3 separate regions of the Homo sapiens genome follow, and regions 2 and 3 are each linked to region 1. Evidence: chromatin loops called from intact Hi-C (ENCODE). Cell type or tissue: Calu3. All regions are shown on one strand. Each heading gives the region's core, and the rest is flanking DNA. Links, peaks and the distances in the headings are about the cores only.

Region 1 (11,173 bases), core at 2,016-10,015:
GGTTTATTTTGTTCCCTCCAATATCTCTAGTCCCTAGTCCAATGACTGTTATATAATAAATGTGCAATAAATACTTGAATGAGTGATGGATTAATGTATTAGATGTGACTTTTATTTATTCTGGTAGGTATTCCTTCAATCTGAGAACTTTATTTAATTCTAAAATATTCCCAGCAGTTACCTCCTGAAATATTGCTTTATTTTTCATCCCCATAGTTATTACTTCTGGAATGTTGTAGGCATATGTTGGAGTTTCCCAAAGAAACTTGTCTCAACTGTGTTTTCATGTTTTTAATCTCACTATTTTCCTGTGTAGTGTTCTGGATGAATCCCTTATTACTATCCCTTATTTCACTAATCTCTTTTTGTGTCTAGTTTTGAGCTTAGTCCATTTAGTTGTTTTTTACTTCAGTGATTATAATTTTTTATCTTCAAGATTTTAATAGCTTCTTTACATCTACCTGATTGTGTTTCATCTCTCAGCTTTACTTTTAACATTAGTTATTCTTTTGTCTTTACGGACCTTTAACTTACTTATTGTAGTCTTTTTCATTATATTTGGTTATTTTTATTTTTTCTAGAGGATTGCATCTTTTGACTTGAACTAGTATGTCAGTGTATGGGGATTCATGTATTTTGAATTTTTTTGTTTGGGGTCATATCTCAAGAGGGAAGATTGCTGTTATTGTTACTGTTTACTTCCTCCTCTTTCTCCACCACCACGTCCTTAACTAATGCCTATCTTTTTTTCTAGAAATTTTATAGTTGCCTTTAAATTGTCAATCTCACCCTAGTCTCTTTCCTGAAATAGGTTTTATAGAGGTTTTGCTACACCTAGCCTCAGTTGCAGGGTGTTTTGGCTCAACTCTTGATTGGGGAGCTACATCTATAAACTTTTGCCTTTCTAGACTCTAATATAAGCCTTGGTTCTAGGCAAGGATGGGCAGAAGCTTTTTTCCAGCTTCATTTCATGAGTTAGCATTCCCATCCCACACAATGAGCCTGGTTGTGCTTCTGCATACTGGGTAAGGCACTTGTATTCCCTATTAACCCCAGAAGTCAAGCTCCTTTCCACCTCAGCCTGCATCTGGCTCTGGGGGACAGCAAATAGTAGCTTCATCCCCATTTATAGTTTTCTATTTTTGTTTAATTTGTGATTCTCACAGATATAGATTTGTCTGTTTAATTATTTATGTTTTTCTATGAATACCATGTATTTTATTTGTGACCTTTTAAAAAATGTAAATCAGTGTCCAATCAATTTCCCCTTATTTATAATATAAATTGACTGGTGTCAGCCTGATTATACAGTCTCTTCAGACCTTTGTTCCTTCCTTTCCCTTTTCCTCCTTTGCTTTATAAAGCTATATTTGTTTAAAAGCTATATTTGTTTTAGAAGATAGTCATTCTTTACAAGTATTGTGATTTTCTGTTTCCCAGAGAACTATGCTTTGATTGTACAACTACCATTTAGTTTAGTTAATAGTATTCTCAGAGACTAGAAATGTATAGGAAGGTGTCAGAAATCAAAAAATTCTAGTTATAGGGTATCGACTATAAGTAAATCTCTGTCACTCTCTCTTTTGAGACTCTTAAAAAATGGTAAATTTTATCCTTAATATAATTGTGTATATGAAAGCTTAAATTAACAAGAACATGTTTACTTAATTGTAATTATTTTCAAAGCGATGACAGTATGGTTATTGCAATCAAGGTTAAACTATGTTTTATGTAATTTTTATCATATACCTAAATCTAGAAATGAAACTGTTCTTTTAGTATGAAGTTGTCTTAGTTTTCAGCAGTTGTAAGTTGCTGTCACTTGCCATGTGGTCAACTCAAGATGATTTAATTTTCTATATTTTAAAGTGATATTAATATTTGGGATATGAAAATTTAAAGTATTAGCTACCAGTTATGACTAATAAACTCTCTATATTTTATATCTAGAGAAAAACAGAAATCTGAAGCTAAAGACAGAAAAGTTCTAGAAATTCTGCAAGTCAAGGATGCCAAAATACAAGAATTTGAACAGGTTGGTGTTATAATAAAAATATTTAAATTAACTATATTTGTTTTGGGTAGTAGATCTTCAAAATTATTTTTATTTTTTTGCAATAGTGTTTATTGAGAATATCAGGGTCCTTATGTTAAAGCATTACTATTTTGAAGTCACTAGTAAGATTATTCTTCATCATTAATACTTCTCTTGTACCCTTTTGTTTTCTGAATTAATAGATTATAACTCTTCATCTAATGTTACAGTTTTATAATAGTATCTAGCTATTATTCTTTATTTTGTTGAATTTTGACATTATTAGCAGTTATCATTTACTTCTGAAACTTGTAAATTTTCAGATGGTTTTATTTGTAGAAAAGATAAAAATTGAGATCCTATTATTTACACTTAAAACTTGTATTTTTGTGTTAGTACTATATTAGGCTGTTCTTCCACTGTTACAAATAAATACTTGAAACTGGGTAATTAATAAGAAAGAGGTTTCATTGGCTTATGGTTCTGCAGACAGTACAGGATGCATAGCAACATCTGCTTCTGGGAAGGCCTCATGTCAGAAGGCAAAGCATGTGACACTTCATATGGTTATAGCAGGAGCAAGAGAGAGAGACAGGGCATGGTGAGGGAGGTGCCACAGACTTTTTTTTAATTTTTTTAATTTTTATATATATATTTTTTTATACTTTAAGTTCTAGGGTACATGTGCACAACGTGCAGGTTTGTTACATAGGTATACATGTGCCATAGTGTGGCGATTCATCGGTGATCTAGAACTAGAATAACCATTTGACCCAGCCATCCCATTACTGGGTGTATGCCACACACTTTTAAACAACGAGAGCTCATGAAAACTCACTCCCTATGCAAAATCAGCACCAAGCCATGAGGGATCCACCCTCATGACCCAAACACCCCTCACCAGCCCCCACTTTCAGCTTTGGGGATTACAATTCAATGTGAGATTTGGGCAGGGACAGATATTCAAACTATATCAAGTACAGTCCTATCTTTTATGTATAATCAGTAAATTATACAATTACATATAATTATATGTATATGTAATATGTAAAATTACGTGTGATTATATAATCAGTATGTAATCACTGCAAAAGTGCATGTGGTCATGCTTCCTGGAACAATTTTCAAGATACAAACATTTCAAAAAAGAAGTGAAAGAAATTTAAGAGTGGCTAATATCGTTATATAATATTTAAATTCATTTTATACTCAAGCTCATTACGGAGTAAATAAATTATAATTTTTCTTGGGAGGTACCTTTTTGGCAACCATGTTCTTTTGACTTTTGAATTTATTTTCCTTTCTAACCAATTAAAGGTTCATGAGAACTTTGATCTAGGATCAGTTATTGTTATAAAGTTGTTTTATGAAAAGACTAAAAGTTCCATTCCCTACATTTCTATCTGTTCTTTCTAAAAAGGAATATTGATTCCAATAAACTTAGAAATTTGAAATTTACACGTTTTCCAAAGTTGAGTTTTTCTTATAGAAAATGTCATAATTGGTACTATGATGATAAAATGTTAAGAATAACATTTTAGTAAATTTGTTCTGGAAAGAAACATTTGTATTTACCACCCAAGTATCAAACAACATTAAAATGTACTCTAAAATAGGTAAATGTTGTCATGTGCCTGGTATATTAATTGGATTAGGCTAAGCTGCTTGACAAGTACAACCTTATGAGCCAGACATGGCAGACATCATTTGTATTTACATTTTACTGGAAAAAAATTTGGCCACCCCAAGATTCAGGCGATTTGAGAAAATGTAGATACAAGTTTAGCGGTCCCTTCCTCAATTACACCTCTATTCTGTTAGAGCAGGAAAATCTTTAATATCCTTAGGCATTAAGTTTGCAATGCTTTAGTGAATGCTCTTTGGTTTACCAGCTTTGGATAACCATAGCACACCCTTAGAAAATGTTGCCTTTTGTAAATGAAAATATATTTTCCCCTTTTCTTTGCTAAATTCTTTGTCTACTTCTGCATCCTTGAGTAGGGATTGTTTCATTATTTATCTTTTGAGTGGAATCACATAGCTTATATATAACATATTAAACTCTCATAATAGAAATTATTTGCTTTGTAGGGACCCAAATTTCTTAGGATTAATCATTTCATTTTTGTGCAATGATGATTATAACTTTCTACAAAGTATATTTTCAGTTAGGTGCAACAAGATAATGTATTAAATGTATATATTATCCTGTGATGGTGTTGTAGAATATTCAGAGTTACATTTCTTGCCTTTAACGCTTTTTAAATCTCTTTGATGATTAGGTGATGATAGAAGTAAGGTGGAAATTGCCATATTCTCCTACACTACTTTGTTTCTATGAGGGCAGAGTCTGTTTCTCTTTCATCCACTCTTTAGTCTCATACAGACGACTGTATACCCAGTACGTAATTATTAATAGTTATTTCATAGTCAGGTCCACTGACATGGACCTGAATTATTAGGTTGGCAGGAATTAAAGGTATGTAAATGGAACCATAAGGACTTGATAGTAATTCTGAAAATGACTCTTAGGTTTTCAGCTTAGAGAAACCAGGAGAACAGTGGCGTTATTATCAAAAATAGGCTTATTTTCAGGAAGTATAAATTGTTTTGAAGGTAAGGTTTTGAGCTCCTCTTAGAAAGTTTGTGTTTGAGATGCTGATAGGAATTCCATTTAGAGATTTTTAGCAAACTGTTGGAAGCATGAATCTGATGAAGGAGTTTTGACCTGGAGATGTGGGTATTTAATAGTTTAGTTAGAGGGAAGACTTTAAGCAGTGAGAATTTTGAGAACAAGATATTTACTGATATTTTTAATGAGGAAGGAAAAATTGTAGTGAAAGAGGTGAAAAGACTTTATAGAAGTAAGGAGAGAGTACAATGCAATATCTCATGAATTGAGAAGAGAGAGTTTCAAGAAGCAAAATGTTGTCATTGTCGTAAAATGCTGCAAAAAATGGAGTGGGTTTTTGAAAAAGACATTACATTTAGCAGTCATGAAGTTTTAAAATGAATTTTAGAAAGCAATACAACAGGGATGGCATATGAAATTTTAAGAGATCATTGAATTCTGACAAAGTAATGGAAAGGAATGAAGAAATGTGACATTATGGGGTGGGGAGATAGTGGGATGGATTGATTGATTGACTGATTTGTTTTAAGTAATAGCTCACGCAGTCGTGGGCTGGCAAGTAACTCTGCAGGGCAGCCTGGCAGAATGGAGACCTAGGGAACAGTTTATGTTACATTGCAAATCCTAAGGTAGCCTGGAGGTAGAATTTCTTCCTCCTCTGGGGATCATAGTATTTTCTTGGGGCCTTCAACTGATTGGATGAGGCCAGCCCACATTATGAAGGGTAATCTGCTTTTCTCAAAGTCCATTAATTTAAATGTTAACCACATCTAAAGAATACTTTCACAATAACATCTAGACTGGTGTTAGATAAGAACGTGTGTACCATGGGTAGCCTAGCCAAACTGACATATAAAATTAACCAAATGGGTAAAAACAGCTGGGGTAAATAGGTTTTATGTTTATCTGGCTAGATATTAGGCTGTCTCCACTGTTCGCTGTGGTATGAGTTAGAGGCAGAACTCTGGTATCCGTGCCTTTTATTTGAATTTTTGTAGAGATTTTATAAATATCCTTGATATGCATAATTCAGTTTTCTTAAAAAGAAAAACCTTAGACAAATTAAATTCAATGGAGTTTAATTGAGCTGAAAAAAATTCACGAATTGGGTAACACTCAGGACCAAAAGTGGTTCATAGAGCTCTGCTCCGCAGTGTGGGCTGGGACTGTGTACAGCCAGACAATGGAAGTGACACACAGAAATAGCCAGATTGGTTACAGTTTGGTGTTTGCCTTATTTGGACATGTTTTGGCAATTTGCACTTGTGATTGGCTGAATGCTTGGCTGCTGTGATTGGCTGAGACTCGGCTACTATACAAAAATATACTCTCAAGTAGGGTTGTGTTTACATGTTGTTAGGTTACAGTTAGCTACCTACAGAGGCAATTTAATTTAATAGTTGCTATTTAAACTGCTTTGTTTGGTCAAACCTATTAATTATACAATAGTCCCATTGATGTGGTGGTGGGGTGTTGGGGGAGGAGAGGAAGCGGTCTGTAGTGTTATGTTTGGGTTTTTTTCATGGTGAGCTGTGCTTCTGGACTGTGACCTTCAAAAGTGCTTCTTAGTTTTTTGTTTGTTTGTTTCCCCCCTCCCCTTACCCCCTTAGGAGAGACAGGAAGGCTAGAAGGTGCTAGAGTTGGGTATTTCCCTTTTCCAAGTTGGTTAGTTAGGCTCAGGTAAAACCCCATGAGTCTGGGCTCTGGTAAAATAGTTTTTCTTGATGGCAGGCCTTGGTAAGAAGAAAAGAATACTCTGAGTGTGTTTAAAGATGGTTACTTTCTCCCTCCACATACTGGAAACAGGAAGGAATAATTGTGTGATCTTCCCTGTGACAACATGACAGGGGTCCAGTAGGTTAAACTTATGAAAATGTGTCACCTCTTATTGTTTTATGGTTCCTCTGAGTACTGCTTGCCCCCTTCCCCCAAGCATGACTGAGCCATCCTTGAGTTTTAAACTCTCAGACTTGTCCATATTGATCTTCCAGTAATTCATTAATTACAGAATAAGTTTTTCCACCCTGGTGCTGGCTCCTGTGGAAGTTTTTTCTCCTGGGCATCTGTTCCATTAAGTTGTTATTCTCTCTATTTTCATGTCTGTCTCTTCAATTTTGGGAGCGTTGGTTTGCTGGATAGTCTCAATTCTCTGATGGATCTGAAAAGAGTTGTTGATTTTCAGTTTGTTCAGCGTTTTTTCTTATTGTGTAAATGAGAAAGATGACTGCCAAGTTCCTTATATGCTGGACTGGAAACCAGAAGCCCCCTCCATTGAATTGTTGTTGTTCCACTGAAAAATATTAAATAGCTCCTAATGTTCAAGATTTATAGCTATGAGATAGAGTAAGAATTAGAATGACAAATCCTTCAGCTTATTTAACTCTTACTTCTGTATCTAGTGAAATTACTAGAAAGTTACACACACACACAGTTTTTTTTTAGCTGTTTGCAGAAAAACTTTCCTAGGGTGCAATCTAATAATTATTAGTATAAAGAATTGCCTTTTTTTGGGTAAGACTATGTTTTAGCTTTGTCACTGTTATAAAACAATGTTAATACATTTCCCTTCTAGTATTGTGCTTTGATAGCATGACTTATGATAACCTAGTAAATTGTATTTAATTAGATGATAATTGCTCTTTAACATTATATTTCATTTTTTCCTTACCTTCTAGGAAGCTCAGAAGTTTTGTTTCATAATTGCAATTACTTCTTTTATCCCTTCCTTTTTCTCCACTTATCATTGCTTTAGTTATTGTGGTTTAATTACTGCTTTGTTTGTTTTTTGTTAAAAGTTTCATGTCCATTTTGAAAATAGGTCAGTATAAATAATAAATTAACTATGCTCAAGTATTGCCTAATAGAGTTTGGGGTTTGGGCCTTATGCCCCTTCCCTACCCCCCACCCATTTTTATGCCTGCTTCATACTCACTATTATTCTCTTGTTACTCTGTAGACTTCTCTTGACCATTATTTGAATTATTCATTCATTTCATGGCTTATCTGTAATAAATTATTTGTTCCAGACATTCTCTCTCTTGTCATCCCTTATTGCTTTATGGTTCCTCTGAATTCTGTTTGCTGTTTTAATATTAACTCAAGCCAGGCTATTAAGAATTTACCTGCCTCTATTCAGAAAGATTTGTTGAAAAATATTAATAAAGCTTAATTTTAAAATGAACTTTAACTGTATATGTCTGTGCTTTCATTATTTATAGAGGGTATATTTTATTAGGAAAATATGTTGATTTATACAAACTTTTACACTTTTAGAGTTTATCAGTGCTCTTGTGTTGGGAGAGAATCTTTGTCTAACTTATTTTCTTTAATGATTTTGTGATATAAGTAACTATATTATGCAATTTAATATTAAACTAATTATCGGAATATAATAATTTTGGTTAACCAATTTTTTAAATTTTATTATGCTTTTTAATTTACAGATTGAGTCTGTGTTTGTCCTTTTGAATTACTATTATAAGTTCACTCAAATGCCAAAATCTAAATTATTAAATAATTCTCATGAAAGGACTCTCTATTGGTATCATTTATATTGTCAGTGCCTGTTTAGTTTACTTTAATGGGAAAACTCTTTTAAAACTTGTCATTTGGTTCTTCCTAGAGTTTAACTAATTTCAGAATAGACAAGATATGCTCAAATTTTGTCATTTCTCCTTCAAAGGATAGGCTTATGGGTATTTTACAAACAGTTTTAATGCTTATATTATTGAATTTATTATTTAGTGTCAATTTCATCTGTAAACACTTAACAGTCTAGTTTGGGAGATATTATGAGTAGATAGATTATTAGCAACACTCGGTAGTTTGTTGTGTATCAAATGTATAATATAGATAATACAAAAATTTAGAAATGGCAAGAATTACAAAATACTGAGATAGTAAGGGAAGCTTTTATTGAGGAGGTGGAAGTCGAGTCTTAAAGGGGCATAAGACTTAGCTGAGAGTAGAAAAATTGATTGTAAATTGTGGAGGAGCCATTTTTATGCATCTATTTTTATGTTATTTGATTGATGTCAGGCACATTTTGATATGGCCTAATAATTAAAATAGAACAGAAAAGTTAAAAACTGAGATGCTATTTGTACTTACTGGATTTAAAAAAATTTCCAACCCTGAGAGTTAAGTGTTGGTATGGAGGTAGAATAATGAAAACTCTTGAAATGCAAATAGTCTTTGACTTAGCAATTTCACTTTTAAGTGGATATAATCCAGAGAAGTGTTCTTCAAACTTTTGTTAGTATGATCCCCACGCTGAAGTACATTTTACTTCATGACCCATTATACACACATGAAGTAAGTTTCGTATAAGTTATTTTTACTACATATAATTAAGGTAAATATATGAAAATGTTTATATCAAATGTGAATTTACTAATATTTAAATACAATAAAAATCTTAAACATGATAAAAATTTAGAAAATAATTTATGAAGCATGTCTGTTTTATAAGTTTATTCCTTTAACTGTAGTTTCATTGCTAAGAATGTGTGCCTATTACCTTGATATTTTCTATTGTATTATAATCCGTTTAAAAAAATGCCACTTATTGTAACTAAATCGATTTAATGACCCATTACTAGATTGCAGTCTGCAGTTTGAAAAACACTGCTTGGGAGAAATTCTTGGTCATGAATATTTGCAGTCATGCTGAAGAGTGTTCATAGCAGTATTGTTTGTATACCCCTTTACCTCAAATGGGAAACAGCTGAAATACACACTGATAAAAGATGGATAAATATAGCATAGTTATCTGATGGACTAATACTGTACATCAAGAAATTGATCTAGTTACATTCATTATTATGAATAAATTTGGGAACATATGTTGAGCAAAAATAGCAAGCTATGTAATATGTGTAATATGATTTAAGTTCAGAAGTAAGCAAAACTATACAGCATATTAAATAGGGACATATATCTGTCTTTGAACTATAAAGAAAAGCAAGGCAAAGATAAGAATCAGGGTTTCAGGATAATGCTTACCCTTGGAGGGAATAAGAGGTACTAGAGGATAAAGGGTCATTTATGAGATATCAAAGATAATGGTACAGTTGTGTTTCCTAGCTGAATGTTGGTTACGTACAGGACCTCTCCTTTTACTTATTTTTTTAAAAAATTATTTACACACTGATCACAGATTATTTTTGTATGTATTCAGCGTCTAAATTATTTTTTAACTATAAGTAAAATAAAATCAATAATTAATATTACACTTTTAAAAATTAGAGTATTGGGGTTGGGCACGGTGGCTCACACCTGTTATCTCAGCGGGGCCAAGCTGGGAAGATTAGTTGAGTCCAGGAGTTTGAGAAGGTAACATAGTGAGACCTCATTTCTACAAAGAAAATTAAAAATTAGCTGGGTTGGTGGCACATACCTATGGTCCTTGCTACTTGGGAAGCTGAGGTGGGAGGATCCCTTGAGTCCAGGAGTTCGAGGCTGCCGTGAGCCATGATTGTGCCACTGCACTCCAGAGTGGGTGACATGACAGAGCGAGACCTGTCTCTCAAAAAAAACTAACTAAATAAAATAGAATATTGGATATATTTTCACTTTATTCCTAAAATCCACTTTTCATCATAATCCTGGATCTTCCTCTCATTTTCAGTTTATTCCCAAGTCCTTTGGAGACAATTTGATAAGGAAGAAATGTGAGAGTATAAAATAAATCGATATTTAGGGATCAGCACCAGTGATAGATCAGAAATGGAATAAAGGTCAACTGAGCATATTACTTAAAAAAAAAAGGTGTTTCTATCTTGATGTGTCTCTTTCTTGGTTGACAGACAGAAGGTGTTATTGAGTCTGACTTGGAGGCTTCCAATAATTGTGTGAGGCTAGATACTATGTGTTTAATAAATATTAGTTGAAAGAATGGATGGATTGATAAAAGTTGAAGAAGTTTAGGAAAGAGATAGTATCAGGATATGGATTTCATTTTTAGTAAGTTAGTTTGAGATAGTAGACAATCCAAAGGGAGAGGTCTTGTATAGCTGGAAATATGAGATTGGTGATTGGGAAGGTGAGGGCTGGATTATAGATTAGATAGTCTTTCAGACAGAGGAAAGATCAGCAGCCAAGAGAGGTGCTACATTTTCTGAGAGAAAAGATGTACAGAGAAACAAGGAAAGCTAAAAATTGAGTCTGGGGTACATCCACCTCGTAGGTGTAATTTAGGTATCTCACAGGTGAGAAGAATGTTCGGTTAAAAATTTTGGCAGCCTTAACATTCTAAATATTCTGTCTACAGAGCAAGATATTATTAGTACTAAAATAAACTTGCCATTTTAAAAATTTTAAAGTGATTTATGCTTTTACAAAATCATAGTTTATCAGAAAAGTTCCTTCTAAATGACATTCAAATAAAAGAATAAGGAATTATGTTAGCTATAAATATATTTTCTTTAATTAGAATGGTTCGTAAAATCTTGTTTTTCTCCTGTTACACACCTAAATTTTGAAAATTTGCTTTCTGAGTATGATTT
Region 2 (11,173 bases), core at 1,409-9,408, 110 kb before region 1:
TGATCTTACTAACTCAGGAATTTTTTGGAGATTCTTTGCAGTTTTCTAAGTAGAATAACCATATTATATTTATTATTATTTTCCTTCTTACTTTGGTTTTAATTTGCTCTTTTTTTACATGTTTTCTGAGTTAGAAACTTAGGTTATTGATTTGATACCCTTATTCCTTTATAACATATGCATTTGATTGTGTAAGTTTTTCTCTAAGCACTGCTTTAGTGCATCCCACAAATTTTGATCTGTTGTATATTTTTTATTTACTTTAATATATCTTCTAATTTTCTTTTGACTTTATCTTTGACCAATGAAATATTCAGAAATGTGTAATTTCTAAATATTTGGGAGATTTTCTAAATATTTCTCTGTTACTGCTTTCTAGTTCAACTCCACTATGGTTAGAGAACACACTTTGAATGTTTTAAATCTGTTAAGATTTGTTTTATGACTTAAGACACAGTTGGTATTTGTGAATGTTTCATGTGCACTTGAAAACAATGTTTATTCTGCTTTCATTGGGTCAGGTGGTCTAAAAATGGCATTTAAGTTAATTTGGTTGATAGTGATTTTCAGGTATTATATATCCTTCCTGATTCCTGCCTAGTTGTTCTAATGATTACTGACAGAAGACTGTTGAAATCTCCAATTACACTATTATTTTTGTATTTCTACCTTTACCTCTATAATTTTTGCTTTAGTATTGTCACAATATTTTGTTGGGTGCATACCAATTTAGTATAGCTATGTATTTTTGGTAGATTGGCACTTTTAACCATTATACAATGTCCCTCTTGGTCCTTGGTAACTTTCCTTCATTGGAATTCTACTTTTTTTGATATTAATATGACAATTCTAGCATTCTTTTGGTTAGTATTTGCATGGTATGTCCTTTTCTATTATTTAGCTTTTAGCCAAGCTGAGTGTTTTTATTTAAAATGGGTTTCCTGCGACTAAAAATCATTCTAATCTTATTAGATTATCTAATAACCTAATTATCTCTCTATTGGCTGAACTTAGTCATGGGATAGAACCTACTTTCAGGGAAGGTTGCATAATACAGTCCTTTATCTGGCCATATTGCCTGCACACTTAAATGTAACCATGCACCTGTATATACACACATTCACATATATCTGTGTTTTGTTTCTAAAGAAAAGGTGAGAGTGGGTGTTTGTATAAGCATCTAGCTATTTCTGCTTTCATATGCTTTTGGTATTTGTAAACTGTCTTTACCTGTAAAATAAGGACATTTCTAACCATTATTTCACTTCTAGAATAATTAATTTATCTGATCATTTTATATAACATTTTAAGTGTCTTGTTAATTTTTTTGTTGAAGTTATTCAATATGTATTGAATATAAAAACACATCATTCCTAGTAAATTATAGGGAGATAATTTTGTCTTTGTTTAAAAAAATAAGCTTGCTTTCTCAAGGGGGGCTTAATATTTCAAATTTCATAGCAGCCATTTATTGTCAGCAACTTAAAGACTGTTTCTGTTTTAAGAATACATTTTTCTTCGAAATAAAGTCAGAAATTGGAGCATCAGCCATCTTACATATCTCCCCATGCAGTATAAATTAATTTCCAGACTTTCGGGGACAAACTTTCATCCTAGAAAACCGGAGTGTCAGCAGTGAGCTAGGGAGAGCAGTGGGCTGTTACATGACACCACTGTTCAAAGTGTCAGGTCACATGTAGCACTTTATGAGTTCCCCCTTTCCTGACTGAAACAAACTATTTTAATACATTTCTAAAAAACCAAAAAATACAAAATACTCTTTTAATACAACATGCATATATGTTTACTATGACTAAATATATTATGCCTCTTCCTGTCAAACAGCATCCAATGTGGTGAAATGAAAAACAATAAATCTGGGCTGGGTGTGGTGACTCATGCCTGTAATCCCAGCACTTTGGGAGGCTGAGGCGGGTGGATCACCTGAGGTTGGGAGTTTGAGACCAGCCTGACCAATGGGGAGAAACCCCGTCTCTACTAAAAATACAAAATTAGCTGGGCGTGGTGGCGCATGCCTGTAATCCCAGCTACTCGGGAGGTTGAGGCAGGAGAACTGCCTGAACCCGGGAGGTGGAGGTTGCAGGGAGCCAAGATGGCACCATTGCACTCCAGCCTGGGCAACAAGAGTGAAACCCCGTCTCAAAAAAATAAAAACAAAAATAAAAACAAAAACAGTAAATATTATATATCAGCATTTGTGATATTTATTCCTTCTGTTTAGTTATTTGCCTCTAGATTGAAGCATTCAAAACAGAAAATTATATTCAGAGTAAAAACTCTTAGCTGGATAATGGAACCTATCATTTTAAGTTTTTCCTATATTTCCTAAAAATACCTATATTAGGTATATTTTTTCCAATATTACTCCTTATCTTTACCTTAGTTCCCTTTCATTTTTGATTGTCATTGTGCTCTCAGCTACACCTGAAAATTTCTCTGATTTTTCCCAAGTTGGGAAATTAATCCACTTTAAATTCCATTAAAGTTTGAAACTCTTTTTCCATTGTCTTGTGGTTTTATTTGTACATTTTAATTTACTGTAATTTTAAAATGTCTCTTTCTAGTTTTGACAAATGTCATACTTTTCCTTGGAAAATTAACATCTACCAAAAAATTACTTCTTAAGCTACATTTATATATCATATATATATATAGTTCTTAATAGTAAATAAAGATATTTGGTTAATAACAGATTTACACATTTTCTAAAGCTGCTCTAAACAAATGTATAAATATGAACTAAGTATAGTGATTTAGATGGGGGGGAAGTTTACAAGAAGATGGCAAGAAATAGGCCAGGTGTGGTGGCTCACGCCTTTAATCCCAGCACTTTGGGAGCCCAAGGTGGGCGGATCAGGAAGTCAAGAGATGGAGATCATCCTGGCCAACATGGCAAAACCCCTTCTGTATTAAAAATACAAAAATTAGCTGGGAATGGTGGCGTGCACCTGTAGTCCCAGCTGCTTGGGAGGCTGAGGCAGGAGAATCACTTGAACCCAGGAGGTGGAGGTTGCAGTGAGCCGAGATCACTGCATTTCAGCCTGGTGACAGAGCGAGAATCCGTCTCAAAAAAAAAAAAAAAAAAAAGATGGCAAGAAATAAACCCAAAACGGTCATTTCCGAGACTCACAGGTTATTACCAAAATCTATATGTATAAATAAATTCTTGTTTCCATTTTAAATTATGCTATTTTATATATTTTCTTCATACATAGAGATAAAATGCACAAAATAAAGATATAGCATGTAAATCTGAAATAAATTTGCTGTTCTGAAGATGTAGAATGATTATTAAAGGTAAGTGAGATGCTTAAAATTTCATAACCTGGAATGAGAGATAAACAAAAAAAATAAGTGGTTGACAGAGGACTACTTACAGTTATGGCCTCAGCCTCTTAATATTATTTTCAGTTAATACAATTCAGACAGAAGCAGAAATTTTTAATTTAGACCACAGAAACAAATCAAATGGCATAAAACAAATGTCATACAAAATAATTATTGAATGTCATGGCAAGTAAAAATTTTATGAGGCTCTGAATTGACTCCGACTTAAATAAACACAGGAGGATATAGAAAAGGGAAGTCCAAGAGAAAGTGATCAGCACATAATTATTATAAAAGAAGGGCAGACTTTCAAATAATTGCCATGCCATGAAGTAATTTCCATTATTTCACAAACATTTAATTAATGTTTTCCCTAGCATGACGATAGGCCTATAATGACTGCCTCTTATACACTGTTATTTTGTTTGGGCTAGACAGTAATTATGAGAGGTAAAGTTTCACCCAACATGATAAAAGTTTATTCAGCTGAAATTAAATAAGGATGCTGTTAAAGACTTGCTTCTGGAAAATGCCAAAGCCGAGAATGTCTAGACAAATCTTGAAAGAACACGTAATTTTCTGTAATTTTACACATGTACAGCAGAGGGCACTAATATAATTATAGTAGTTAGTCCTTATGGGAGTAATTATCTGTGAATCTGGGATTCACCGGAAGTAGTAAACTAGAAAGTTTTTCTCATCTTTATCGATGAATAGTTTCCTCCTATCTAAATAGGGAAATTCTGTGCATGAAATTTACTTAATTTTTATAGCTGAAGGGCCATAATAATAGAGAGTTAATGTTGATTATTCCCTAAGAAATCAACAACACAATGAGTGATCTTTGAGCATCATAAACCAGCTTCCTCAGAAGGCCAATAACACTCTATCAACTTTTCTCCCTCTTCCTCTTGCTCTCACGTAGCTACACTCACCTAGCTACATTTTCTCCCAAAACACCATCCCAGAAATCTGAAAGTGGAAAAACTTTTGGCTATGTTAGCAGCTTTTTATGATACAGTTGAAGCACTGTTTGTAATGATCTCCACGAGGTGATGGAAACTTTGAGACAAGTGGAAAAGAAAAAGACCAACAATTTGCTGTTACAAAAGAATGAGAAAGCTAACCAAAATCATACTCAAAAATGTTGTTTCATCACAAAGTGGGAGAACAGATGGTCAAAACAGTTTCTCATTTTCCGGGTTAAATTAATAGAAAAATTGCTACACTATGCAAAGCATAGAGTGTGTATCATAGAGAAAATTATCCCTTGATATATTAATTTAAGTGTACTAGATGCATGGTAATACAGATGTGACCACAGCAAGTGCCTTGCTTTCCAGAGCTGAAAGTCTAGTGGTAGAGAGCAGACGTACTAACACATACTCACTTATAAATTAGGTAAAATGTGGTGAGTCCTGAGAGTGTGGGGAATAAAGTATGGCTCTGGGAACCTCTAGGAGCCAGAAAGGGCCTGCAGAAACAACGACATTTAAATTGGGCTTTAAAGAATGGGTAGGCATTTTATTAGCTAAAGAAGTGGTGAAAAAATCTACCAGGAAGGTAGAAATTGCTCGTGCCAAGGCTTAGAGGCATGAAAGGCTAATCCCAAAATAAACACATCTCTAGTTTTCAAGGGAACATCCAACTGGAAGCCACGATTGTATATTAGGTAGAAAGTAATTTTATTATGCTATTAAAGTAATTCACTGTGGATGCTTAAGAAATTTAAAAGGGGAGTTAGCTTTGAATTTTAACAGAAGACTTTGTTATTCCCAGAGTGTCTTTAATTGTATGTGGGTATATGGAAGTAGGGAGAGTATTTGTTTCAATGCTTGCTTTTTACTACAGCATTTTCCTATTTTGAGAAGCTGACAGGAGTCAGGAACTTGGCAGCTTGTTTCTGAAAGATTGTTGCTCTTGATTCTAGAAATTTCTGATTACTAGTGCTTAGCTGGTGTTATGGTACATCGACTCTGGGAAACATTTTATTTTATAACCAGAAATTGTAGAGGTAATATATATTATTTTTGTTTGTTTTTTATTCTGGTTACTGCATTACTGTTGAAAAATTAGTTATGGTCAGTTATACGGTCAGAAGCAAGTGTCCTAAGATGGTGAAAATGAGAACTATTTTGAGATCAAGAATTACTATGGAGCCAATTACACATATGATTATGGCCTGTGCATATTTAAGGGCCTATGAAAATATTTGAGACCTGAAAAATAATTTATTGGCCTTGAAATACTAAAAAGTGGCAAAATAAAAAGTAATATATATCTAATTAAGTGTTCATAAATACGACTAACCACTTAGCTTCATCTTAATCCTTTCCTAGCTATCTTAAACATTTTAATGTGCGATCTAATGCATTTTGTATGTTTGATGTGGTAAGGCCTCTAAAATTAAATGGTCTTCAAGCTCTTCATATTTATATATCTCTGCTCATTCTATTCATTGCATCCATATCATTTTACATTTCCATACTGTTCCAGGAATCCTAAATTACAAGTATCTACCCAATTGTTTCTAGGGAGACAGCAGGAGACCGCTCCTGTCACAGAAGCCACAGGCCCCAACACTTGGCCTTGATCCCATTTCATTTTTGTTAGTGGGGGCTGGTTAACAGTAACCCAGTTCCCTATGACACTGCTTAGCCCAGGAATCATGTCTGTTTCTGGGAGGTCAAAGAACCAAGAAATGTCAATGAATCATATTTCAGTTTACAGATAAATTTTAAGTTATTTCATAGGAGATATACATCAGTTGCCAACTTACATGTTACCTACAATATGTTTCTTTTAAATTTGCTTTCTAAAGCTTAGAATTCAATGAAACGTATTACATGTTTTTTGTAATCGAAACGTGTTACAAATCATTAGTAATTTTTTAGTTTGACCCACAAAATCTCATGGATACATAATATATCTGTATTAGGGTTCTCTAAAGGGACAGAACAAATAGGAGATCTATCTATCTATATCTATATCTATCTATAGATATATCTATGAATCTATAGATGTAGATATATCTATAAATAATAGCTATAGATATATAGATATATACAGATATGTAGATATATATCTATAAATAATAGATATCTATAATAGATATATATCTATAAATAATAGATATCTATAATAGATAGATATATATCTATAAATAACAGATATATAAATAACAGATATATATAATATATATATAATATATAATATATATAATATATATTATATATATATAATATATATATTATAATATATATAATATATATATAATATATATCTATAAATAATAGATATCTATAATAGATATATATCTATAAATAATAGATATCTATAATAGATAGATATATATCTATAAATAACAGATATATATAAATAACAGATATATATAATATATATATAATATATAATATATATAATATATATTATATATCTATAACTTATAGACATCTAGCTATTATGGATATCTATTATTTATAGATATATATCTATATATCTATATATGTCTATTATCTATGTATAGATAGATATCTGTCTATAAATATAGATATCTATCTATAATTATAGATAGATATCTATAAATAATTATATATCTATAATTTATAGATATATATCTAAAAATTATAGATATAGATATAGATAGATATAGATATATAAAGTGGAGTTTATTAAGTATTAACTCACATGATCACAAGGTCCCACACTAGGCTTCTGCAAGCTGAGCAGCAAGAAAAGCCAGTCTGGGTCTCAAAACTGAAGAACTTGGAGTTCGATATTCCAGGGCAGGAAGCATCCAGCAGAGGACAAAGATGAGACTGGGAAGCTAGGCCCATTTAGTCTTTTCACGTTTTTCTGCCTGCTTTATATTCTGGTCACGCTGGCAGCTGATTAGGTAGTGCCCACCCAGAGTAAGGGTGGGTCTGCCTTTCCCAGCCCACTGACTCAAATGCTAATCTCCTTTGGCAACACCCTCACAGACACACCGAGGATCAATATTTTGCATCCTTCAAACCAGTCAAGTTGACACTCAGTATTAACCTTCACAATACCTAATTTATTTTAACCACAATTTCAACATTGTTTAAAATATAGTTTCTCCCAAAATAATTAAAAGCAGAGGCTGAAACAGCTACTTAAACACCAATGTTCATAGCAGCATTATATGCAATAGGCAAAAGATGAAAACAACCCAAATGTCCATCAGCAGGTGAGTGGACAGAGAAAATGTAGTGTATAAGATAATGAAATGTTATTCAACCTTATAAAAGATTGAAATTCTGATGCATGCTACAATGTGGATGAACTTTGAAAATATTATGCCAAGTGAAATACATCATACATCAAAAGACAAATATTTCATAATTCTTCAAACATAAGGTACCTGGAATAGACAAATTCAAAGGGGCAGTAAGTATAAAACAGTAGGGGTTGGAGAAAGAGGGTAATGGAGAGTTAATGTTTAATGGATAGAGAGTTTCTATTTGGAATGATGAAAAAGTTCTGGAAATTGATCCTGGTGATGGCTACACAATATTGTGGATATATTTAATACTACTGAGTTGCACACTTAAAAACGGTTAAAATTGTGAATTTTATATTAGATATGTATCCTACCACAGTAAAAAAAAATAGTTCCCAAAAAATAAACTCTTTCTTGATTTCCATCTCCAAAAACCAGGAGCCTAGCTTCTCAAATATGGAACAGGGAAAGATGCTTCCAGCAATTGCAGTGATAGTAGGGTTTGGTATGAAAAAGAATTTTACATTTTTCTAATTCTGTGTGTTTAAAGAAAATGTAATAAGTTACACCAGAATTAGAGTTCATACTTTATAAGCTTGGCATCCAGAGCCATGCCCCATGCTAGCCCTTCAGTTTCCTTTCCCAGTACCCTCTGCTTCTCTCCCCAACATCACTAACACTGTAAGAAAGAGTGGTTGCTCCTACCTGATTAAGTGGGAAGGGCAGGAAAAATGGAGTAATGGGAAAGCAAGGCTATGGCCAGAACAACATGGGAGCTGTGATTTGAAAGAGTGAACTGCCCCTGCTTTTATTGTTTGTTTAGTGTGGGAAAGATGGAGGCAAAATCATGAATTAGAAGAATTTTAAGTAAAATTTATCTGACTGTGTGTGTTTGATACTATTGGTTTCCAACTGTAGCAGACACTTTAGGCTATCTTGCTAATATGGCCTGTCTTCCTCTTTCTTATTAAGAGAACACTAATTTTTGTTTGGGATCATAATGTGTTCACTTAAAAAAAACTTGCTTTTCCATCTCTCTTTCAATTAGGTGTGGCCCGATAATGTAGTTTGGTCAGTGAGATATAAGTGGAAATCTAGAGAATTTGGGGAAAGCTTTTGCTTTTATGATATGAGTACATGCCCTTCCTCTTCCCCTTTGTTTAGCCAGTCATGAAGGTGTAATCCTAACAGTTATAACAACTTTTTTTCATTAAGATGGAAGTCATTTGCTCAGTTCAGTGGAGTAGGAATTTAGAAGGAGCCAGCCGGTGTTCTTTGTGATGTTGAGTAGTGTGGATTCCCTAAATCTGGGCTTCTTGTAAGGTGAGAAAATAAACACCTATGTGTTTAAGCTACTAGTAAGTAGAAGTCGCATGCATCTATTGGGGAAGGGCAGAAATTCCAGATGGAAGGAACAGAATCCCAGAGATCAGAAGTAATGGCCATGTAGGGTAGAGGGTAGGGCTGTAAAGTAAGTGGTTTATTTTGGTTGCAGCATAGAGTATGGAAGAGAAAGTAGGTGTAAATAATATTAAAAAACAGTGTTGAGTCAGAAAGTAGTAGAAGGCCTGACATACTAGTTTAAATAATTGGATTTTGTTATGAAGGCAACAAGGAACCACAGAAGGTTTCTGTATTAGTCGTTCTTATGCTGCTGTGAAGAAATACCTGAGACTGGATAATTTATAAAGAAAAGAGGTTCAATTGACTCACAGTTCTGCATGGCTGGGAAGGCCTCAGGAAACTTACAATCATGGCACAAGGCACCTCTTCACGGGGTGGCAGGGGAGAGAATGAGTGCTAGCAGGGGAAATGCCAGATGCTTATAAAACCATCAAATCTCGTGAGAACTCACTCGCTATCACAAGAACAGCATGGGAGAAACTGCCCCCATGATTCAATTACCTCCCACCAGGTCCCTCCCACAACACGTGGGGATTATGGGAACTAAAATTCAAGATGAGATTTGGGTGGGGACACAGCCAACCTGGATCAGTCTCTGTTTTGCAGAGTGCCATGCTGAGAGCTGTGCTTAGTTAAGCAAGGATTGGCTGTAGTAGTTCAGTTGGGTGAGAACAAGACTATTTTAGTAATCTAGGTTAGAATGAATGAAGGTCTGAACTGGGGCAGAGGTAGTAGGAATAGATGGGAAGTGTGAGTAGTGGGCAAAATATTTAAGGCAAAGTGGACAGATACTGATATGTGGAGTGAATGGAGGGAGTCTTCCTACTTCTGACTTTCATATTTTGATAATTGAATAGAAAATATACAGGTTGGCTTGGCATCCTGATTTCTTTCTTTTAGAATAAAATGAGAAAAAGATATTATAGTTGAAGATTTCTTTCTAAAGACCGAAACCCTGATATATGGCCTTTTTTTTTTTTTTTTTTTTTTTTTTTTTTTTTTTTTGAGACGGAGTCTCGCTGTGTTTGTGTTGCCCAGCCTGGAGTGCAGTGGCGCGATCTCAGCTCACTGCAAGCTCCGCCTCCCGGGTTCTGCCTCCTGAGTAGCTGGGACTACAGGCGCCCACCACTACGCCTGGCTAATTTTTTGTACTTTTAGTAGAGACAGGGTTTCACAGTGTTAGCCAGGATGGTCTTGATCTCCTGACCTCGTGATCCGCCCGCCTCAGCCTCCCAGAGTGCTGGGATTACAGGCGTGAGCCACCGTGCCCAGCCGATATATGGCCTTTATTTGTCTTCCTCCTGATTTCAAAATTACCTTGGTCAAGATTTTAATGAAACAAATCCTTTGGAACATAGACTACAAGAGGTTAGAGATGTTTTCTTCACTGCTGTTTCTGCAGCACCTAGAAGAGTGCCTGGCACATAGTAGGCCTTAAAAAAGTGTTTGTTGAATAAATTAATGAATGGATTATTCATTATCTTTGGAAATTTCTTAGAAATGCAGTTGTTTTTTATTTAATGATATTAGTGATTTTTAGGTCAGAAAAGGACTCAAAGGATTGCCTGACCTAGTCTGTTCATTTTAAACAAAAGGAACTGGATTCACAGGGAATTATGGTATACAGATGTCGTAGTTTTGCTTGTGTATATGTGTTATATTTCTAGGGACCAGTAAACCAAAAAGAGAAAATAATCAATACCTATGTGCCCATTCTGTTTAGGACCATCTTCGAATTAATAAGTACATATTTCTTAGCTTCTGTATTTCTAATACTGTTGAAAATGTGATAGGACATTTTAAAAGGAGACTGAGACCTGATCCTCATCTTCAAAGAAATTACAGTTTAGTTAAGGAGGTAAGATTAAGGCATATGAAATATCTATAATGCAATCAAGAACTATAATTGGGTAGGAATGGGTAGGTGAGTTCAGGAAAGGGAGCGATTAATGTGTCTTACAGACTGTTCTGTGAAAATTTTAAAAATATATTTATATAAGAACATAGAATGATGACATTTATCAAATAACAAGCTAGCACGATAGCTAGCTTAATAATGCTTAATAAGAATTTAATTATAGCTAATATTTATTGAGCATCTGCTATGAAACAGGGAAACAATAAAACAGTATTTACTGACTTTGTTGCTTTTGATCCATAATGCCCCATTAAGCTTGT
Region 3 (11,173 bases), core at 1,901-9,900, 88 kb after region 1:
TATATATATATATAATTTATTTATTTATTTTTTTGATACAGAGTCTCACTCTGTCGCCCAGGCTGGAGTGCAGTGGCGCGATCTCGGCTCACTGCAAGCTCCGCCTCCTGGGCTCACGCCATTCTCCTGCCTCAGCCTCCTGAGTAGCTGGGACTACAGGTGCCCGCCACCAAGCCCGGCTAATTTTTTTTTTTTTTTTTTTTTTTGTATTTTTAGTAGAGACAAGGTTTCACCGTGTTAGCCAGGACAATCTCGATCTCCTGGCCTCGTTATCCACCCACCTCCGCCTCCCAAAGTGCTGGGATTACAGGCGTGAGCCACCACGCCAGCCTGTATTTTGATATTTATTGAGACTTGTCATAAAGCCAAGCATATTGTTTTGGTGAAAGTACTATATGTACCTGAGAATAATTTGTATTTTGCAACTACTGGGCAGAGTGCTCCTTAAATATCAATATTAGTTATGTCATTGCACTTGATAGTATTCAGATCTTTTATGTCTTTAATGATTGTGTTTAGTTTTTCTATCAATTGCTTTAGAAAGGAGTGTTAAAATCTCTCACATAATTGTAGATTTTTGTTTCTCCTTTGAGTTTTCTCAATTTTTGCTTCATGGGTTTTAAAGCTGTTTTATTAGTTGTATGCATATTTATGATTGTTATGTCTTTCTGATAAATGGAACCCTTTCTCATTATAAAATGTCATTTTTAACTATAATATTTTGTTGGCTTGAAATGTACCTTTATGATGTCAGTATAGCCAATTCTTCCCTTTAATGGTTATATTTTGCATAGTATAACTTTCTCATTCTTTTAATTTCAGCACATAGGTTACTGTATATTTAAAGCGTATATATTCGGATCCTGTTGTTTATAATCCATTCTGACAATTTCTTCCTTTTCATTGCAGTGTTAATCCATTGAATTGTAACATAATTATAATATGATTGGGTTTAGGTGTACCATATTATCATTTGTTTTCTGTTCATCCTGTTTTTCGTTTCTCTGCCTCTCTTTTTCTTCCTTCCTTTTGGATTAATTAACTGGCTTTTTTTTTAATCTAAAAGTTTTACTCTTCTATCCTCTAGACCCACAGTTTCTGATGGTAATTCAGTGGAACTCATTTCATTATTCACTTAAACGTAATGTGTCAGTTTTGTCCGGCTTTCCTTTTTTCCCCAAGATTTTAACTTTTGACTCTTAGCATTTAAACTATGATGTTCCCAAGCTTGATTTTCATTATAGTAATCCATCTTGTGGTTTGCTGAGCTTCTTGATTTTCATAATTTTTAAACCAAATTGGAAAAAAATTTTGATGTTATTTTCGCAAATATTTTTGTTTCCTGTTCTTTCTTTTCTCCTTTTGAGATTACCATTTCCCTTATGTTAGATTTTTCAGTGTTGGTCCACAGATTAGTAAAGCTCTGTAAATTTTTATTTTTTTTGATACAGAGTCTCTCTGTGTTGCCCAGGCTGGAGTGCAGTGGCATGATCTCTGCTCACTGCAATCTCTGCCTCCTGGGTTCAAGTGATTCACCTGCCTCAGCCTTCCAAGTGGCATTCAGCACATGCCCGGCTGGTCTCAAACTCCTGACCTTAGGTGATCTGCCTGCCTTGGCCTCCTGAAGTGCTAGGATTACAGGCGTGAGCCACTGTGCCCGGCCAGCTCTGTTAATTATTTAAAAATTGTTTTATATCTATATTATTCAGATTAGATAGTTTCTATTACTTTATATTCAGTTTAACTGAAATTTCTGTTATGCCCAACTTGCTCTTAAGTCTTTTATGTGAATTATTCTGCAAATATAAGTCCTTGTTATAGTAGTTAAAATAGCTCCTTTAAAATCCGTATTTTCCTTCTCTATTGGGTCTTCTTTGGTTTGATCACTATTGTTTTCCCTTTTCTTTTGAATATGGGTCATACATTGTTTCTTCTAACTTGGAATTATATGGTGTATATTGTAAAATATATGTTATAGAGACTCTGGTTTCTGTTGTATTACTCATGGAAGTGTTGAAATAAATATATGAATCAGAATTTTAATTAGGTCAGATTTAAATTCCAAGCCCTGCGTCCCAACAGGTGGGTGGCAGTGAATTGCTTTTCGGTTATCTTAACCTTATTCAGATTGCTTAGAGGTCTGCTTAGTGCATGAACAGTTCATTTATGAGTTCATAGTTTTGACTCTCTCTTTTCTGGAACTTTTCCCCTCAATTTGTAGCTGCAGAGGTATGACTGAACTTCCAAAGTTTCTGTTGGAATTTTAGTCTCCTAACGTTATTTCTGTTGTGGGCCTTGCTAAGGTAAAAATTCATCAGAATGGGTAACTTAGCCAATGCTGTTCCATTTTCCAACTATCAGTTCTTATCTAGATTCTGCCTACATTTGATCATTCTCTGTTACCTTCAGGTAGTTGTTTATAATTTGCTTGGAGTTTAAATGGTCGTGTGTGGTAGATTTATTCTGATAGGATCTACTCTGTCATTATTGTAAATGGAACTTCCCAATCTTTGACTTTTTAAAGACTATTTTAACTGATTTTTTAAATCATTTTCTATACAATGCAGTGAACTTAATAGACTATAACTTGTTGATCTTATCACCAATTATTGTTATTGTCTTGCATTTTAATTATACATCTATTTTACCCCATAAAATATTATTGTTGTAAAAAATCAATTTCATTTAGAATTTTTACACTTTTTAATCCCTTTATTCTTTTGTGCAATTCTGTATTTCCCACTAGGATCTTTTGCCTTTTGCCTTAAGCACTCCTTTTAGTATTTATTTTATTGGGCATCATCTCACAGTGAATTCTCTCATTTTGTATTTTTTGGATAATGTCTTTCTTTTGCCTTTATTTCTGAACAGTATTTTTTAGATGGATAGAACTGTTGATTTGCACCATCTTTTCTGTCTTTATTTTAAAGATGATATATGTTGTTTTTTGTATTTTGTATTGAGAAGGCATGTCTCTTATTGTTGCAACTTTAACAGTAGTGTGTCCTTTTTGTGTTTACTTTTTATAGCTTCTCTTTATTTTTGGTTTCTAGCAGTTTTTATATGATTTCAATGTGGTAGTGTTTCTCCTTTTCCTGGTTTTTCAGTTTTTAAAGCTTTTGTCAGCCATGGCCTGTGGCTTTGGTTTTCTTCATTCTTAGAAAATTTGTGGTAAAAATGTCTTCAAATATGACTTCTGCACATTCTTTCTCTCCTGTCCTTGTGAGATTCCAATTACACACATATTAGACCTTTTCACTGTATTCCATATATATTTTGAGCTCTTTTTTGTATCTTCAAAGATTTTTTTCTGTTTGCTTGAACCTTGATGTTTCCTTGAGTTCACACATTCTCTTTTCTGTTGTGGTTACTCTGATGTTTTACCCATCTATATTGAATTCTTGAATAGAATATGTATCCTACTTTTGTGGGTAGAATATTCTATAAATGTCATTTAGGTCAAGTTTCTTGATATTGTTGTTTAGGTCTTTATCTGTATAGATTTTCTCTACCTATTCTATCAATTACTAAGAGAGATGTTGAATTTTTCCAACCATACTTGTAGGTTTGTCTATTTCTCCTTTCTGTTCTATTCTGTTTTTTCAGGTCTGATTGGCTTGTAATGTTCTTCCAGTCTTCTGTTTCCATGCTGATCTTCTGTCTAGTTTTTTTCCCCATCATTATTGTTTAATTGTCTTTTTTTCTCTTTAATTCTATCAGGTTTTGCTTCATGTATTTTGGGGTTCTTTTGTTAAGTGCATGTATTTTTATAATTGTTATCTCTTTTTGATGAATCGATTCTTTTATCATTATAAAATGTCCTTTACCTTTAGTGGCAATTTTTGTCTTAAAGTCTATTTTGTCTGATATTAATATAGCCACCACAGCTTCCTTTTGGTAACTGTTTGCATGTTGTATCGTTTTCCATACTTTTACATTCAATATATGTGCCTTTTAATCTAAAACGTTTCTCTTGTAGACACCATATAGTTGAATTATGATTTTAAAATTTATTCTGTCTTAAATTCCACCTATAATTTGAGGGCTTAATGTATGCTCTTTAACTTAGGATGGGGCTATGTCCTGATAAACCTATTGTAAGTTGAAAATATTGCAAGTTGAAAGTGCATTTTTGACATAATATTTTCAGCTTATAATTGGTTTATCTGGTTTTAGCCATATCATAAGTCAAGGAGTGTACTGAATGCATATTGCTTTCACACCATTGTAAAGTTGAAAAATCATAAGGTAAACCATTTTAAGTCAAGGGCTGTCTGTATTGGTAAGGTAAGATATAAATCTGCAATTTTGCTATTTTTAATATGTGTTATGTCTGTTTTGTTCCTCTTTTCCTCTATTACTGCCTTTTTTTGTAATATTTTCTAGTGTGATATTTTAATCCCTTTGTTTTTCTTTTACTATATATTTTTCAGTTATTTCCTTAGTGCTTACCCTGGGGGGGATTATAACTAACAATTTACAGCAATCTCATAGAAATTCATGTGAACTTAATGTCAATACATAACATTGTTCCTGTGTACGTTTGTTTCTCCCCCTGCCCTTTATGCTTTTATTGTCACAAATTACATCTTTATATATTGTATGCCCATCAGTACAGATTTATAATTTTTTAAATGCAATTGTCTTAAACCAGACAGAAGAAAAAAGTGTTTTTTTTTTTTCTTAATGTTGAGAAGATATCATGTCGTTATCATTGGGTTTGCATAATTTTTGGTGAGAAATCTGATGTAATTTTATTATTGTTCCTTTGTATATGTCATACATATGTGGAGTTTGAAAATCGTGTGAATGAATAATAGATGGATACTGTTTAGCATGTTTCTCTGAATAAGAATCTTTGTGTAGCTAGTGAGGTGACCTCAAAATACGTACATTTTATGGACAGTTTAAATAATGGCTCTCATGTTATATGGAAGATACAGACAGGTAAATAGATAAATAGAAAATTTGAAAGTATATTTTTCTGTAAAATTTATAGTAAAATGCAGGAATCATACTGTTAACTACAACTCTCCATCAATTAATATATCTAAATATATATTCCACAAATATTTATTGATATTCTACTATGTGTTAGGTGCTATTCTTGGTGATGAAGAGCTGTTAGGGAACAAAACAAGGCCTTTGTGCTCATGGAGCATACATTCAGGTCAGAGGGTTACCATCTGATAAGCACATGACACACGGTAATAAGTGCTATGGAGAAAAATAATACAGCATGAGATGGAGCATGATGGAGAGTGATAGGGCTTTTTTGTGTATGGTGGCAGAAGAAATCATTCTGATTAGGTGACATTAGAAAAGAAATATAGAAGAAGTGAATCATTTAGATATCTGATGAAGAGCATTCTAAACAGAGAGAACAAATGCAAAGCTCATGAAGCAGGAGCTTGCCTAGTAAGGAGGCGAGTGTGGCTAGATTGAGAGCTATGGGGAGAGGAGTGAAACATGATCTCAGAGAGGTAAATGTGGGACAGGTCTCCTTGGGCCTTGTTAAGTTACTATAAGGATATAGATTTTACTCTGAGTGAAATGGAAAGCCGTTGGTGTGTTTTTTGTAGAAGAGCAACATGGAACCTATTGGGGTGACTTATTCAGAAGAGTGGTGAGATCTAACTGAATTTTTTTTTTCTTTTCTTTTTTTTTTTTTTTTTGAGAAGGAGTCTCACTCTGTCGCCCAGGCTGGAGTCCAGTGGCATAATCTCAGCTCACTGCAAGCTCCGCCTCCCAGGTTCACGCTATTCTCCTGCCTCAGCCTGCTGAGTAGCTGGGACTACAGGCGCCCACCACCACGCCCGGCTAATTTTTTTTGTATTTTTAGTAGAGATGGGGTTTCACCGTGTTAGCCAAGATGGTCTCGGTTTCCTGACCTCGTGATCCGCCTGCCTCGGCCTCCCAAAGTGCTGGGATTACAGGCGTGAGCCACCGCGCCGGGCCCTAACTGAATATTTTTAAAAGATCACTCTGGATGCATTGCAGAAAACAGAATATAGGAAGGCAAGGAAGAGAGGAGGGAGACAAATTTAACAGGCAATTGTAATAGTGCAGGCAGAACTCAGTGGGTACTTAGACTATGTTATAAAAAGGAGTTAGAGCCTGTAAATAATTCAAAGTTAGAATGCATAAACTTTGATATTGACTTATATGTGAAATATGAGAAGAAAGGAGGAATTAAAAATGAATTCATGCTTTTCAGATCTAACCACCTGGACAAATGAATTTGCTATTTTTTGAGGCAAGAAAGATTATTCTCACAGCTCTCCTAGCAGTAGGAGGACTCTGAAGTTAGATAGAGGAGAGATGTGGAAGCCCAGAATTAGGGAAGTAGTAATGAAGAGAAATGTGTGACTTAACATTTCTGCCCATTAGTAACATATACTTTATCATGTCAATACTCTCTTTTTAGTATTCAGTCCAACTAGACTCACCTCTTCATCCATCCTTTATTCCATCCATCCATCCATCCATCCATCCATCCATCCATCCATTAAACCTTCATTTATTCAGTTATGTAGGCAATATTTATTAAAATCCCATTGTATTTTTACAGGGGATACGAAACTGAACAACACCATTTATGTTTCTATGAATCTTATAGATAGGAATGCAGATAGAAAATAGTTACAAAATGTGTTGTAATTGAAGTATGAAACAAATAGGAACCTGTGGAAAGAAGCTTTTCAAGGAGCATGTTTATGGAGAGGAAGGGATTACCAAAGCTTTCACAGAGAAAACAACGTATGTCATTTTGTTAAGGGCTTTCTGGTTTCTTGTCAGAAGCGCACTGGCATAGGCCCAGAGGTGAGAAAGTTTGTGGTGTATCCTAGAGAGTGAGGATAGTCTGGCTAAGTACTTCTTGTAATCTACATCCAAGCATCCTAGGGTGGGAGTAGTTATTATCCTAATTCAGTACGTCTGGGCTGGGGCCTGAGATTCTGCATTTCTGTCATGTTCCAGGTCAGGCTGATGGAGCTGGTCTAGCGATCATACTTTAATGATTAATAGGAGACTAAGTGGAAAGTGAAATATACAGTCGAGGGGAAATGGTAGAAAGGTTTTATTTCATTTTTTTCTATCTGTAAATTTGTAAATACTTCTAGTGGGACTTTTTTGTGCAGGATTTTGGGGGTGTTATTTACAGAGTAATGGATAAAAACATAGATTCTAGAGTCTGAATGCATGGATTTGGAACATAGACTTGATCACTTAATTGTGTGACCTTGGGCAAGTTACTTCTCTGTCAACTCAGTTTCAACATTTATAAAATGGGTATTATAATAGTACTTACCTCATTAGAGTTTCATTAAGATTACACAAGACAATGAATGGTGGGCATTTAGAGTAATAAATGTTAGCTCTTAATTTATTATACAGGGAAGAGACTTGTTAGTAAATTGAGATTTTTTTTTTCTTATATTGGTGGGGATTTATCTTTCCTTTCTCCTATCTCAACTTGTAATCCAAATTATTGGTGAGCTGACAGTCTTTGCCATAGAAAAGGGCAAAGCTAATTGGTTCATAGGGGATTGAAACCTGTGACCCTTGATTTCTAAGCACCCTGCTCTTCACTAGCTGAATTCTGAATGACTGCCTATTCTTATCTCAAAGCGATTGTTTATCTTTTTCATGCAGAAATAATGTTTTTTGCCTTGGAGGAATATCTTGCAGTAGAGGACAAGAGAGAAAGCCAGGGTTTACTATATTTATCTGTGAATGAGATACATGCCATGTGGCTAATGGCAAGACCACAAGATGAGTTGCAAATTTTAACCAGTCTTGTTGATTTTTATTTCTTTTCATAGTTACTCTCTCTTCCTTGCTTTCCTCAATTGAAGAGAATTTTCTTTAGCTGTTTTCCCTTATGTTCTTACTCTCTTTTTATAATTTTTATTACAAAATATTTGCAACCTCTAGAAGAATAAATGTAATGTCTGTATACTCACCAGCAACTGTCACAAATAATCTTGATTATATCTATGTACTCTTTCCTGATTCCATCTTTCTTTTTTTTTCCATGAAGATAACTACCATGTTGGATTTTTTGTTTATGAATTCCTGCCTCTTAAAACTATGTTTTCTTAAATAATATATTCCAATGCCTTTTGTTTGTTTGTTTGTTTGTTTTTTTGAGATGGAGTTTCACTCTTGTAGCCCAGGCTGCAGTGCAATGACGTGATCTTGGTGCACTGCAACCTCCGCCTCCTGGGTTCAAGTGATTCTCCTGCCTCAGCCTCCCAGGTAGCTGGGATTACAGGCACGAGCCTCCACACCTGGCTAGTTTTTGTATTTTTAGTAGACACGGGGTTTCACAACGTTGGCCAGGCTGGTCTCGAACTCCTGATCTCAGGTGATCCACCCACCTCAGCCTCCCAAAGCGCTGGGATTACAGGCACAAGCCACCGTGTCTGGCCTCATTTATATATATTTATTCTGATCCCTGATTGTTTCCTCAGGATGAATTATTAACACTAGAATTACTTTGTCAAAGATTATGAACCTAAGGCTTTTGAATATATATTCCCTGCCAAACTGCATTCCAGCAGGATTATACCAAGTTATCTTCTCACAGTATGTGAGATTGCCCACATTTTGTATTCTTGCAATTATTTATTATAATTTAAAAACAGCCTTTTGTTTTTCAAAACAAATTTATTCCTTTATTATCTCTTTGGAAACTAGTGAGGTTTTTCACTTTCACTTTTATGTAGTTTTCTTTTGTAAATATTCTGTCAGCTTGTATTTTTATCTTGTTTGCTTACAGATACATATGACCCTTTAAATATATGTTAGGGAATGAGTGCTATACAATATTCGTCACAGTATATTATTTGCCCACTTTGTTAATACTTTCTAGACCTTGTAGATTCAGTTCCAAGATAATTGAGACCTTTTTTTGAAGACTTTTTCTTAAGATTGAGCTCCACGTACCTCTTTCTGCATTAGCAGATGTTAAACTTAATTGTTTTCCTTGTGTATCTCCATCTCTGGACTCTGAGCTCCTTGAGGGCAAGGAGAGTTGATGCCTTATCCTTTTCTCCCCACTGCCTTCTCCAGTGATTGACAGTCTTAAGTTCAATAAATGCTTTTTGAATGAACACATGAAAATCCTTGACATAACAATTGTAGGAAGTAGGAAGTAAGAGCAGTAAAGAATTAACATTTGGAAGGGTATATCTAATTGTGACGTGGAGAAAAAATGTCAGTAGTAGTTAGCTTTATTTTCTTGCCAGAGGGTCTGATATTGATAGTGACTATTTGGCATTAACTAAAGTACAGTATTCTGGTTTTTCAGGTGGTAGGGAGAAGATCTGATTGTAGTACCTTTACTTGGGCTCAGAATGCTGGTAACTTTTGTCATACTTTAGTTGCAAAATATTATGCCAGAGTTAATAATTGGTTTGCTTTTGTTTGGTTTTTATGATTTTTACTTTATTATTGTTTCTATTCCATTTTTTTCTCATTTTCAGCATGGAAGAATATCAATCTTATACTTTCTCTAGGTATCTTACTGTACAGGATCAAAATAACTTTCAATATATTAGGTCAAGGTGCCACAAAGATAGTACTTTTATATTATGCTTATCATCGTATTTTTATACTTAATTAGTTTCGAGTTTATATGTGTAAACTTAATTTGAAAAGTTGACTTGATTTATTCTTCAGCATTATTGTAAATGAAAACTGCCTTGTAATTTGTTGCTTGATTTAATTATATTCAGTAATTTATATTTTTAATTCAGTTGTATATGTAGATATGACCACACAAATATATGGGAAATGATTTTTGGATAGTTTGATATTTAATCAATTTTCAGGAGAGAACAACTTAGCAGTAAAATATAATGTTATGATATGATTTTTAGCCTTAATAAATGAAAGACATTTTTATTTAAAAGAAAAATTTGAAGTCTTTATCTTTTGTAAGTCTTAACTATAAACTTTTTTTCTAAAGGCCATTGTGTATTATATTCACAAAATTTGAACTTGTTATCATTCAACTCCACTATCCTGCATGAAAAATAAACCATTTCTGCTATAAAAAGAAGGCTGCCAATAGATATTCTGATATTTCAAGCTTACTTTAAGTTCCAAGCAGAATGAAACAGCCCAAGATATTAAAATCTAGAAATTTAGCATATCTAATGGAAACTGCAACTCAACTTTAACTACTCTATAGTGGCACTTCTCTTGCCGCTGTAATAAAACTTAAGAATGTTTAGTGATTTTTTTTTTCCTACTATTATTCAAAATTACATTACCCTTACTGAAATCTGAATGGCTTTTAGTGGATTAATTAAACTGTAGCTGGTTTGCCATCTGGGTGCAGCTTGTTTAGCTGCCTTTCCACAGAAAAATTTCTCATGGAGTAAAGAGTATTTTTTGTTAGAATACAGCTGCTAGGCTTTACTTTCTAAAAAAACAAATAGTTTATGCTTTCATACATGAAATTTGTGATGAAAATTAATTTGTAAAATATAAAACCTATGATTGCCTTTTAAAATAATACAACACAAGCTTTTTTATATTCTTTATGAATTTGTAAAAAATGTATGCCTTGATAACTTGTAATATTAAATAGAATCCTAGGTTTAGGCTAAATATGAAAAAATGGGTAAGAGGGAATTAACTAAATCTGATTTTTATGGCTCAAGTGGTTTCATTAAATTAGAGTGCTCTGTGTTGTTCATTAATGAACTTATGCCATATGCTTTAACTGTTCTGGTCAATAGCTGATAAAGGCTTGTGGATTTGCTTTTTTTTCATATAAAGCTGGATAAAAATATCCATGTGATGGGCTTTTATCAAAGGAGTTACTCTGAATTCAGTAACTACTACTGAGGCAATATGGCTCGCAATTTGCAACCCAAAGGTAGTCATACATTATTGGAATACAGCCTACTGCGCTTCACATTACACAGATGTGAAGGCCTGATTATAGCTGCTTCATAATTAACAGTGATCCGATTTGTTTTGTGGCATAAATGGTGCATGTGTAGAACATTAGCCATGGCACTCTCATTCAAATTCAACTCAAGGGCTCAGCGGCAGGCGGGTCACGAGCTTCAGGGAGTAGAAGCACAAGCTCCTCCATATGTTCTTGCTGCATCTTACTATGGCTATGTGTGCAAGATAAGTTCCCCAAAGAACCTAA

The links. Peaks named below come from ENCODE experiments on the same cell type or tissue, not always from the same donor. Only the 100,000 strongest peaks of a DNase experiment are listed, where the experiment ranks them.
Region 2: it touches region 1 in a loop (3-fold over the local background); 1 of 110 quality-filtered maps calls a loop at or near these places.
Region 3: a loop joins it to region 1, with 2.7 times the contacts of the local background. A loop is called at or near these places in 1 of 110 quality-filtered maps.

Annotation. Positions count from the first base shown.
Region 1 is chr9:17,224,253-17,235,425 of GRCh38, forward strand. CNTLN (centlein) reads left to right here. Exons shown (of 26, transcript NM_017738.4): 3 at 1,951-2,035. Among named protein-coding and RNA genes, the nearest start is that of CNTLN, 95 kb to the left of the region's middle. In Calu3, for the core only: no CTCF peak of the experiment used is centred there; DNase peaks (open chromatin) are centred at 5,899, 6,159 and 6,619.
Region 2 is chr9:17,112,582-17,123,754 of GRCh38, forward strand. No RefSeq gene overlaps it. Among named protein-coding and RNA genes, the nearest start is that of CNTLN, 17 kb to the right of the region's middle. In Calu3, for the core only: no CTCF peak of the experiment used is centred there; no DNase peak of the experiment used is centred there.
Region 3 is chr9:17,312,371-17,323,543 of GRCh38, forward strand. All of the region lies in intron 8 of CNTLN (centlein), which reads left to right. Among named protein-coding and RNA genes, the nearest start is that of CNTLN, 180 kb to the left of the region's middle. RefSeq lists an enhancer at 9,832-11,173. In Calu3, for the core only: no CTCF peak of the experiment used is centred there; no DNase peak of the experiment used is centred there.